Linked DNA regions of Homo sapiens: region 2 is linked to region 1. A link is an interaction called in ENCODE POLR2A ChIA-PET data of the cell type or tissue named here. Cell type or tissue: OCI-LY7. All regions are shown on one strand. Each heading gives the region's core, and the rest is flanking DNA. Links, peaks and the distances in the headings are about the cores only.

Region 1 (5,796 bases), core at 346-5,345:
AACCTAGCAGGGTAGTCATTAAATCTTAAAGGTCCAAAATACAATCTCCTTTGACTCCAAGTCCTACATTTAGGGCACACTGTTATAACAGTGGACTCCTAAGGCCTTGAGCAGCTCTGGCCCTGTGGCTTTGCAGGATGCAGCCCACATGGCTGCTCTCATGGGTTTAAGTTGAGTGCTTGTTGCTTTTCCAGTTAAAGGGTGCAAGCTGCCAGTGAATCTGCTATTCTGGGTTCTAGAGGGTGGCAGCCCCCTTTCCGCAGCTCCACTAGGTAGTGCCCTGGTGGGGACTCTGTGTAGGAGCTCCAACCCCACATTTCCCCTGGCATTTTCCTAGTAGAGTTTTTCTGTGGGGCCTCTGCCTCTGCAGTAGGCTTCTGCCTGAGCACCCAGGCTTTCCCATACATCCTCTGGAATCTAGGTGGAAGCCACCAAGCCTTCTTCACACTTGCGTTCTGAGCATCTGCAGACTTAACCCCATGTGGCAATCACCAAGGCTTATGGCTTGTGTCCTCCAGAACTGTGGCCAGAGCTGTACCTGGGCCCCTTTGAGCTGAGGCTGAAGCCAGAGTCTGAAGCTCAGCAGGGCAGTAGGGCCCTGGGCCTGGCCCCTGAAACCATTCTTTTCTCCTAAGCCTCTGGGCCTTTGATGGGAGGGGCTGTCCTCAAGATTTTTGAAATGCCTTTGGAGGGTTTTTGCCTTGTCTTGGATATTGGCTTCCTTTTAGTTATGCTCATCTCTCTAGCAAGTGAATGTTTCACAACCTGCTTGGATTCTTTCTCTACCACAGAGCCAGGCTGCAAATTTTACAAACTTTTACACTCTGTTTCCCTTTTAAATATAAATTTCAATGTTAAGTCACTTCTTTGCTCCCATATCTGATTTAGGTTGCTGGAAGTAGCCAAGTCACCTCTTGAATGCTTTGCTGCTTAGAAATTTCCTCTACTAGGTAGCCTGGGTCATCACTCTTAAGTTCAAACTTCCACAGATCCCTAGAGCATACAGTGCAACCAAGTTCTTTGTTAGGGCATAATAAGAATGACCCCATTCCATTTCCCAAAAACTTTCTCATTTCCATCTGAGACCTCATCAGCCAGAACTTCACTGTCCATATCTGTATCAGTATTTTGGTCACAACCATTTAACCAGTCTCTAAGAAGTTCCAAACTTTCCCTCATCTTCCTGTCTTTTTCTGAGTCCTTTAAACTCTTCCAGCCTCTCCCTTACCCCGTTCCAAAGTCACTTCCACATTTTCAGTTATCTTTATAGCAATGCTCCACTTCTCAGTACCAATTTTCAATTTTCTGTGTTAGTCCGTTTTGCATCACTATAAAGAAATACCCAAGGCTGGGTAATTTATAAAGAAAAAAAGTGGGGACCGGGCACGGTGGCTCACGCCAGTAATCCCAGCACTTTGGGAGGCCGAGACGGGCGGATCACGAGGTCAGGAGATCGAGACCACCCTGGCTAACACAGTGAAAGCCCGTCTCTACTAAAAATACAAAAAATTAGCTGGGTGTGGTGACGGGCGCCTGTAGTCCCAGCTACTCAGGAGGCTAAGGCAGGAGAATGGCATGAACCCGGGAGGCGGAGCTTGCAGTGAGCCGAGATCACGCCACTGCACTCCAGCCTGAGTGATAGAGTGAGACTCCGTCTCAAAAAAAAGAAAGAAAAAAGAAAAAAGGGTTGATTGACTTATGGTTCTGCAGGGTATACAGAAAGCATGGTGCTGGCATCTGCTTCGGGTGAGGCCTCAGGAAGGTTACAATCATGGCGGAAGGAGGAGCCAGCATATGACATGGCAAGAGAGAGAGAAAAGGACAGAAGGGAGAGGTCCCAGAGTCCTTTAAACAACCAGATCTTGGGTGCGTTAACTGAGTGAAAACTCACTCACCATCAAAGGGACAGCACTAAGCCACTCATGAGGGATCTGCCCCCATAATCCAATACCTCCTACTAGGCCCCACCTCTAACACTGTGGATCACATTTCAGCGTGAGATTTGGAGGAGACAAACATCCAAATTATATCACCTACCACAAAAGGAACTATTGTCTTAAAATTTTGTTAGTCATTCCCTTACTTTACTTTTTGATTGGCCTCCTAGGTCTAAGTGTATGCATAGACATATATGCATAGGTATATATACAATTTGCATATAGTCAATTTCTGCCTGTTTGGGAACTGTAAGTAAATATAATCATACATAAGCATTCTTCCAAGACTTGCTCTAGGGTCAACATGATATTTCTGAGTGTTATCCATGTTGATGCCAAGAGATGTTGATAATTCATTTTCACAGCTGTATAGTATCCTATTGCATGAATGTATGACAGTCTATCATTTCTATCAGTTGGCAGTGCTAAGTCATTGACAAAAATGATGGTTCAGAGTTAGGATTTCAAGAAGGCACAATTGCCACCAAATTTATCCCTGTTTCATGCACAAACTACTTGAGCAGAGAAGTGAAAATTTTGCCTCAAGTTAGAAGCAGGTTTTAGCTAGGGGACATCAAAGGAGGGAAGGGGTCTTAAATGGGAGAGGAAGAAAGGGCTAAAGTGACTCCCCAAGATTAAAAAATAAAAACAAAAAGAAAAAAAAGAATCTTCCTGGACAGACAATTTGTGACTGGGCTAGCCCATGCTGATTGTGGGCAAATTAAGGCTTTCACTCTCACTGTCACTTCCCCTCCAGATAAGCCCTTGGGGAAAAGTTCTATATGAATACTTAATTTACAAAAGTATTGTTCCCCAGACCAGCAGATTGGGTTCCATGAAGGTCCATCACTTTGCTTGATCCTGAAGAGAACCAAATTTCATATAGTGCTCATCTATAAGCTTCCTATTGATGTATTTTTTATATTCACCTTTTTCTATAGCATATGCGACTATGCAGCTACCACACAGTTATCAAATAGTAGTGTCCATGAACCTTTAGTAACCTTTGACTAGTTTCCATGACTCTGAAATTCCCCACCCACAGCTTCACTTGTAAAGAGTGGAAATATTTAGAGGAAGTGAGACTATCAGCAGCTCAGCCTCACCATGGGAAGCATTTTCTCCTCAAAGCACAGTAGTATGCTGGTGCCTTCTGTCACACTATCAGGACATGGCTTTAGCAAGTACAGTGTCCTCTCAGCACCTGTTCCTCATGCAGGTGCTTTGCATCATATAATCGTCGAAACATTAAGGAAGTAATGCTCTTTGTCACTCCACCGGAGTGGAGAAGTTAAAGTCAAGAGTGTACTTCAGGGGTTGTATCACTGGTTTGGCTTTAGTAGTTGTGAGGTCTTGATGGGTGAGAGTGATCCCTGGCAAATGACATATATTGATTGATTCATTGAGTGAGCAAAGGAGTAAGGTGGGTGTATTAGGGTTCTCCAGACAAACAGAACCAATGGAATGTGTGTGTGTATATATATACATATATATATAGAGAGAGAGAGAGAGAGAGAGATTTATTTTATGAAGTTGGTTCACACAATTATGGAGACTGGCAAGTCCAAAATCAGCAAGGCAGGCTGGCAAGCTGGAGATCAGGGAAGAACTGACATTGCTACTTGAGTCCGAAGGCACTCTGCTAGCTGAATTCCTTCTTGCTCTGTGGATGTCGCTCTTTTTTCTATTAAGGCCTTCAACTGATTGGAGGCCCACCTACATTATGGAAGGTCATTTGTTTTGCTCAAAGCCTACTCATTTAAATGTTAATCTTTTAAAGAAGATAGCTTTGCAGTGACATCCAGAAGAATGTTTGATCAATATCTAGGTACCTTGGCTTAGCCAAGTTAACACGTAAAATTAACCATCTCAGATACTGTATCCATTTCAGAAAATAATTTAGTAGATATTAATATTTATTGAACATCTGTTAAGGACTCTGTATGGGCCAGGCACCATATTAGGTGCTGGGGATTCAGCAGGAAAGCCAGCCAGACAAAATCCCTATTTTCAAGAAGCTTACATATGGAAGGGTGGAGGTTTGAGTAATTAAAACACTCGCAGTAGTTTTCATGCCTTCAAGAAGCACTGCAGATACAACTCAAGTCAATCAAATCCATTCTCCCATATACATATGGTATTGGGGTATAGTGAAAAGAGGAACAGAGGTTCTGACTTCCTGGACTTTGTCTTCTACTGAGGACCTCAGGTCTAAATTATATGATGACCATAGACACATTTTAACAATTATATACAACATGTTATTCATTATGTAGCTTTCAAAAGCACATATAATTCAGTTATAAAGGATGATGAAAATTAACAAATTGCATACAATTGTATTAAAAATAAAGTGACAAAGGTATTTTGTACATGATTATTTCATTTTCTTCATGAGTTTTTTTTTTTTAATTTTTATGGCAAAACAGTTCAAGGAACCACTTAACGAAGGTGTTTGATTTCAAAAGAATTGATTTGGGAAGACAGAACTGCTTGATGATGTCTGTTTCTTTGTTAGCTTTAAGTAACTGGTTTACTCAATTGGCCTCTTCCTTCATTGTGTTTTGGAGTTTTTTTGACTGAAGCAAAGACAAGCATTAAAAATAAAGACATTGGTTTATGTTGTTTAGAACTGAGAATCCATTTAAAAAAAATGAATTGGAGTATCTATGCCAGATTGCTCTTACATGATATATGTGGCCATGGGCAGAGGAGGGTTGCATTCTTAATTTATGCCCTGAAAGAATATCAGGCTTATTTCTCAAAAGGAAAAATACAAATGGCAAGCAGGTATATGAATAGGTGCTCAACATCACTGATCCTCAGAGAAATGCAAATCAAAACTACAATGAGATATCATTTCACCACAGTTAAAATGGCTTATATGCAAAAGTCAGGCAATAACAAATTCTACTGAGGATGTGAAGAAAAGGGAACCCTCATATACTGTTAGTGGGAATGTAAATTAGTATAACCACTGTGGAGAACAGTTTGGAGGTTCCTCAAAAAACTAAAAATAGAGCTGTCATATGATCCAGCAATCCCACTCACATATACCCAAAAGAAAGGAAATCAATATATTAAAGACATATCTGCAGTCCTGTGTTTATTGCAGCACTCTTCACAAGTGCCAAGATTTGGAAGAAACCTAAGTGTCCATCAACAAATAAATGGATAAAGGAAATGTGGTACATATACACAATGGAGTACTATTCACCCATAAAAAAGAATGAGATCCAGTCATTTGCAGCAACATGGATGGAACTAGTGGTCATTATGTTAAGTGAAATAAACCAGGCACAGAAAGACAAATTTCACATGTTCTCACTTACTTGTGGGAGCTAAAAATTAAAATAATTGAACTCATAAAGACAGACAATAGAGGGATGGTTACCAGGGGCTGGGAAGGGTAGCGTTGTGGGTGGGGGGGATTATGGGGGGCAGGTAGGGGAGATAGATAATGAGTACAAGTCATAGAAAGAATGAGTAAGACCTAGTATTTGCTAGCACAACAGGATGACCGTAGTCGAAAATAATTTAATTGTACATTAAAAAATAACTAAAATATTGTAATTGGATTGTTTGTAACACAGAGGATAAATGCTTGAGGTGATGGAGACCCCATGTACCCTGATGTGATTATTACACATTGCATGCCTGTATCAAAACATCTCATATAACCCATAAATATATACACCTACTATGTATCCACTGAATTTTTTTAAAAAGAAAAAAAACAGCCTTTAATTAGAATATTTGCATGTCACAGGCTAGGGCTAATAATCCAATTAAAGTTTTAGGTAAGGGCTGGAGGACACAGGGATGTGTAGCACACGTTGATGTACCTCAAAGAGGGGAA
Region 2 (5,397 bases), core at 1-5,000, 200 kb after region 1:
GTCTACCCTATGACCTAGCAATTTCTCTTCTAGGTATTTACCCAGAAGAAATAAAAGCATATGTCCATACAAAGACTTACATAAAAATATTTATAGCAGCTCTATTTGTAATAGCAAAAGCTAGAAAGAACCCAGATGTTTGTTCATCTATATGAATGAATAAAATCACTGCGGTATATCCACACAATGGAATACTACACAGAAATCAAAAGGAAAAATATTGCAACAAATAGCCAACATGAATGAACTTCAAAATCATTATGACGCAAAAAAGAAGCAAGACAAAAAGAATACATATGCTATGTTTCCATTTATACAAAATTTTAGAAAATTCAAACTAACCTATAGGGACAGAAAGCACATAAGTGGTTGCCTAGAGAGAAATGGTGGAAGGAATGGATTCCAAAGAAGTCCATGGAAACTTGGGAATGAAAGCAGTGTCCATTGTCTTGATTGTGGTGATGGTTTCACAGATGTATGCATGCCAAACCTCTTCAGATTGTACACTTTAAATATGTACAGTTTATTCTTTGTTAATTTTTTCAAAGTAAATGGTCTAGGCACTCCCATTAAAAGTTAGAGATTCTCAGCCTGGATTTTAAAATGCAAGACCAACTATATGCTATTTAAAAGATGCTCGCTTGAAATAAAAATACACAGATAAATTAAAAACAAGGGGATAGAAAGAGATGTACCATGTGCATTCTATTTTTTTCTTAAAAAGCCGGAGCAGCTATATTATTAACAGACAGAGTAGAATTCAGAACAAGGGCAAAGAGAGGCATTTCATGATAAAGGGATTAATTCATAAAAAAGACAAAACATTCCTAAATGTGTATGTACCAATCACGAAGTCTCAAAATACATGAAGCAGAAACTGATATAACTGAAAGGACAAATAGAAAATCTATAATGATAGGTAGAGATTTCAATACTTGTCTCTCAGTAATTAATAGAACAAGCAAACAAAACAAAATAAAACCAGTAATAATTGGTAAGAATGGAACTCTCTTCCGTTGCTGATAGGAGTGTAAAATGGTACAATCGTTTTAGAAAATGGTTTGGTAACCTCTAATAAAGTTAAACATATGCTTTCAACATAACCCAGCAATCCCAATCATAGATATTTACCCCCCAAAAAATGAAAACATATATCCATATGAAAAGCTAATTTCTTTATTCATAATTGTGCCAAATAGAAACAACCCAAATGTCATCAACAGGTGAGTAGATAAGTAAATTGTGGTCTATATATACAATGGAATACTATTGAGCAATGAAAAGGAGTGAACAAATTAGACATGTAACAACATGAGCAGATCAACCTCAGAAACATGCTGAATGAAAGCCAGGCAAATAAAGAGGAATTCTGTATGAAGCTCCAGAAGGCAGGAATCTAATCTGTAGTGACAAAAATTAGACCTGTGATTTCCTAAGGCCAGGGGTAGGGGTTGGCGATTATTTGGGAAAGAGCACGAAGGAGCCTTTTGGTAGGATGGATATGTTTTATATCATCACTGTCCAACACTGCAGAACTTTCTGCAATGGTAAAAATGTCTTCCATTTGCACTGTCTAATATGCTGAATAACAGTCACATATGGCTACTGAGGATTTGAAACATACCTAGTACAACTGAGGACGTTTTTCATTTTAATTTTAGCTCATTAGACTTGAAATAGCCACATGTGTTTAGTGGCTATTCTACTGGACAGCACGGTATCTATATCTTGATTGTTGCAGTAATTGTGTGCATGGATAAATTTGTCAAAACTTATTATAAAATACACTAAAAATAGGTGCATTTTATTGTATATAAGCCTTACCTGAATAAAGTTGATTTTAAAAAGAGGCAAAGCATTTCCCAACTAACTCTAATGCTCCAATTTTTCAAGTCAATATTATCAGCAGTTCACAGAAACATTGGCGGTTCCATAGAAAGAGAACAAACCGGAAAGCCAAGCTTCTAAATCCATAGCAGGCTACTGCTTTAGAGTCAATGATACTGAGCTCGTTCATGTCCCACCAGGAAGACAAATGTGGCTTCCTAACCCTGAGTTGGTAAAAGCCTGTCTGGGTTTTAGATGCTTCCCCATAAACCACATCTACATTCTTTATATTTTTGAGGGATTATGACAAAAGAAATATTGTCATTCACCAAAGAACATAAAAAACAACAAGGATTCACTTATTCATTGAACATTTCCTGCCTGGCCGGCCAGAGCAGGCAAATCTGCCCTGCGTATCAATAGAACCCCAGCTGTCTCCGCCAGAGGAGCTGGCCCCACCTCACAGCCAGTGTCTCTGTGTGCTCAGCAACGTGCTGTGGACCAAAGGGACAGGAGAAGAAGGGAGACGTGGATTCTGCCTCCCTTTGTTTGAAATAAAAAGTAAACATGTCCTTTAAACAATTGAAGGCAGATTATAGACAAATGTTTAAGTAATTTACAGGCAAAGACTTTAAAGTAGAGAGAATGAGAAAAATCAAAGTGATCTAGCTGGTGAGAAAGAGCTTTTTGCCAAGGGTGGGGTTGAAGAGGTTGATCATAAAGAAAGGTGTCTTTGTCTGTACTGTGCTGCTATCACAGAATACCAAACACTGGGTAATGTATAAAGAACAGAAATGTATTTCTCACAGTTCTGGAACCTGAGAAGTTCAAGGTTGAGGGCTCACATCCAGTGAGGGCCTTCTTGCTGCATCATCCCATGATGGAAGGTAGAAAGGCAAGAGAGCATGAGAGAGCAAGGGATTGAACCGGCAGCCTCAAGCCCAAAATTTTATAATCCCCATTAACCATGCATGAGGGTGGAGCTCTCCATACTTCCCATTAGGCCCCACCTCCAAATGCTGTTGCAAGGGGGATTACGTTTCCAACACACGCTTTTTGGGAGATACATTCAGACTATACCAGAAAGGCTAACTGGACGGCACAGGAAAGCCTGGCAAAGGCTGGTGGCCAGGACGGCGTGCTGCAGAGATGCAGTGGAGAGTTTAGGTGATGAGGGGCTCTCTAGAATCACACTGCAGCGACTTTGGCTTTGCATTTTGTACCTTCAGAGAATTCATTCAGAATAGACATACCAAATATTCGTTGGCCTAATGAAACTGGGCATTAGATGGCATCATATCCTTTCAAAGAAGAGAAAGGAGAGAAAGCAGGATGGGGAGCCTGGATGAGACAAAGATGATACAGATAGTGAAGACTATGAAAGGATAAAAGGGAGGGGATGGAGAGCAGAGGAGAGGAAAGAGCAGAGGAGAGAGACAGAGAGAAGAAGCAAGAAAGACCCTGACACAGGGTGATTAGAAAAGAGTCAGTGAAACAAGTAACAGACTGCAAGAGATACACAGTATATGCTAAAGCAAAATGCTATGTTCTTAGGTCATCTAGGTTCTCAAGATATAGTCAGAAACAAACAGTCAGTACATATTACTTGAAAACAGGGCTGCATTGTCATTTTGAAAAATACAACATCGTATATCAGTCTCTTGGAGAGACTTAATACTCGTGAGCATGTAAAAGGCTCTAGGCCGGGTTTGGTGGCTCACGCCTGTAATCCCAGCACTTTGGGAGGCTGAGGTGGGTGGATCACCTGAGGTCAGGAGTTCAAGACCAGCCTGGCCAACATGGCAAAACCTCATATCTACTAAAAATACAAAAATTAGCCAGGCTTGGTGGCGGGCGCCTGTAATTCCGGCTACTCGGAAGACTGAGACAGGAGAATCACTTGAACCCGGGAGGCGGAAGTTGCAGTGAGCTGAGATCACGCCACTGCATTCCAGCCTGGGCAACAGAGTGAGACTCTGTCTCAAAAAAAAAAAAAAGAAAAAGAAAAAAAAAGGGCTCCAAGAAGTCTTACAATATAAAAACTTGCCTTGTCTACTACTTCACAAAATTATTTTGACCCTAAAAGCTGTTTTCTCTCTTAACATTTATAAAAACCTGGTCTAGGATATTCAGATAGTTTTCGTTTTCCTCCCCCAACAAAAGGGTGAGGCCCGCCAATGTGACTCAGCTCACAGAATCATTATTGTTCTCGACTACATTCATCAAGGTCAAGTCCTCTGTCTTTAACAGTCTTTTAGAACCAATAGGCTACGGGGCAGCACCTGTTCTGATCTTTAGCACCCATACTCACCCTGAATCTGTACAAAGCTTCTAAATAAGTATGTGAAGATACTTTATTATTTCCCCCATTCATTTCTGATTATCTGAATATTTGTCTTAGAATAAACATGGAGGAAACAAACCAATAATTAATTTGGATGAGCTTTCCCAAATCATCAACTCCTTGGGACCAGGATTTTTTTGTAGAAATGCTTTGGAAAGCCCAATTTTATATGAAGAATTTTAAAATAAAAATATCTCTCAGAAGAGAACCAAAAAAGTGAAAGAAAAATAAAATACATACAAATGGGAAGATAAATAGAGTCAGAGACACATTGTCTGGCCCATCTAGAAATTTAATCTAAGAAGAGGTGCTTGATGCATGGAAAGGCTTTTGAAGGTGGCAAGAATGATAAGGACAAATACATACTTTGAAAAAATATGATTTAAGTGGTTAAACCCTGGCTATGTTAAGGCATAAGATCAATAGATGTGCTAGTGTATAAATGACATCAATCGCCACCATTTATTGGTGTCTAGTTTGAGTTAGCAGACACTACATCAAGCACATTATCTTTGCCCTCATAGCAAACCTCTTATAGATAGTTCTTATTTTCACTTTACAGAGGAGGAGGCTGAAGCTAGAAGGGAATTAAACAACTTGGCCCAAGTTTCAAGGCTGGAAAATGGAAGTAGCCCTTTCCCTATACCACACAAGCACTCTGGGAGCTGCAGGTAGAAAAGTGTACAAAGGATATTCTCTGGGTAATTGCATTACAGTCATGACCTGAGCAGGGTTTAGCTGGTAGCTTTACCCCAAATCAGGTAAGAGGCATGGACAAAAGATATTCGCGTGCAATTTTAAATATTATGACATTTGTATGTGATTTTGAATATGGTCCTCTTTGCAATTAATTTTCCTAATAGTAAAATACTCACATTATTTATTAATTCATATAACTAGTCTCTTTCTCCCCACAAAGACTAAGGTGCATACAATATTTTCGTTTTAGAAGAAGACAACTGAATAAAAAGAAAATAAAGGTAAAAAAAATAAGACGTAGCTGTTAACATAGTTCATACACAAAATGCATGTTGCAAAGGCCTGTGAACTTTGGCCTTGAGTTTTCTGGACAGCCCATGAGATAAAGAAAATGAGATCCGGCCGGGTGCGGTGGCTCACGCCTGTAATCCCAACACTTTGGGAGGCCAAGGTGGGCAGATCACCTGAGGTCAGGAGTTCACGACCAGACTGGCCAACATGGTGAAACCCCATCTCTACTAAAAAAT

Evidence for each region. Peaks named below come from ENCODE experiments on the same cell type or tissue, not always from the same donor. Only the 100,000 strongest peaks of a DNase experiment are listed, where the experiment ranks them.
Region 2: POLR2A ChIA-PET joins it to region 1 with 16 read pairs; 2 of 35 experiments call an interaction of 5 or more read pairs at or near these places.

The regions. Positions count from the first base shown.
Region 1 is chr6:11,371,705-11,377,500 of GRCh38, reverse strand. It overlaps a transcript of NEDD9 not described here. Among named protein-coding and RNA genes, the nearest start is that of NEDD9, 140 kb to the right of the region's middle. In OCI-LY7, for the core only: no CTCF peak of the experiment used is centred there; a DNase peak (open chromatin) is centred at 3,050; H3K27ac peaks cover 982 bases.
Region 2 is chr6:11,176,714-11,182,110 of GRCh38, reverse strand. No RefSeq gene overlaps it. Among named protein-coding and RNA genes, the nearest start is that of NEDD9, 53 kb to the left of the region's middle. In OCI-LY7, for the core only: no CTCF peak of the experiment used is centred there; no DNase peak of the experiment used is centred there.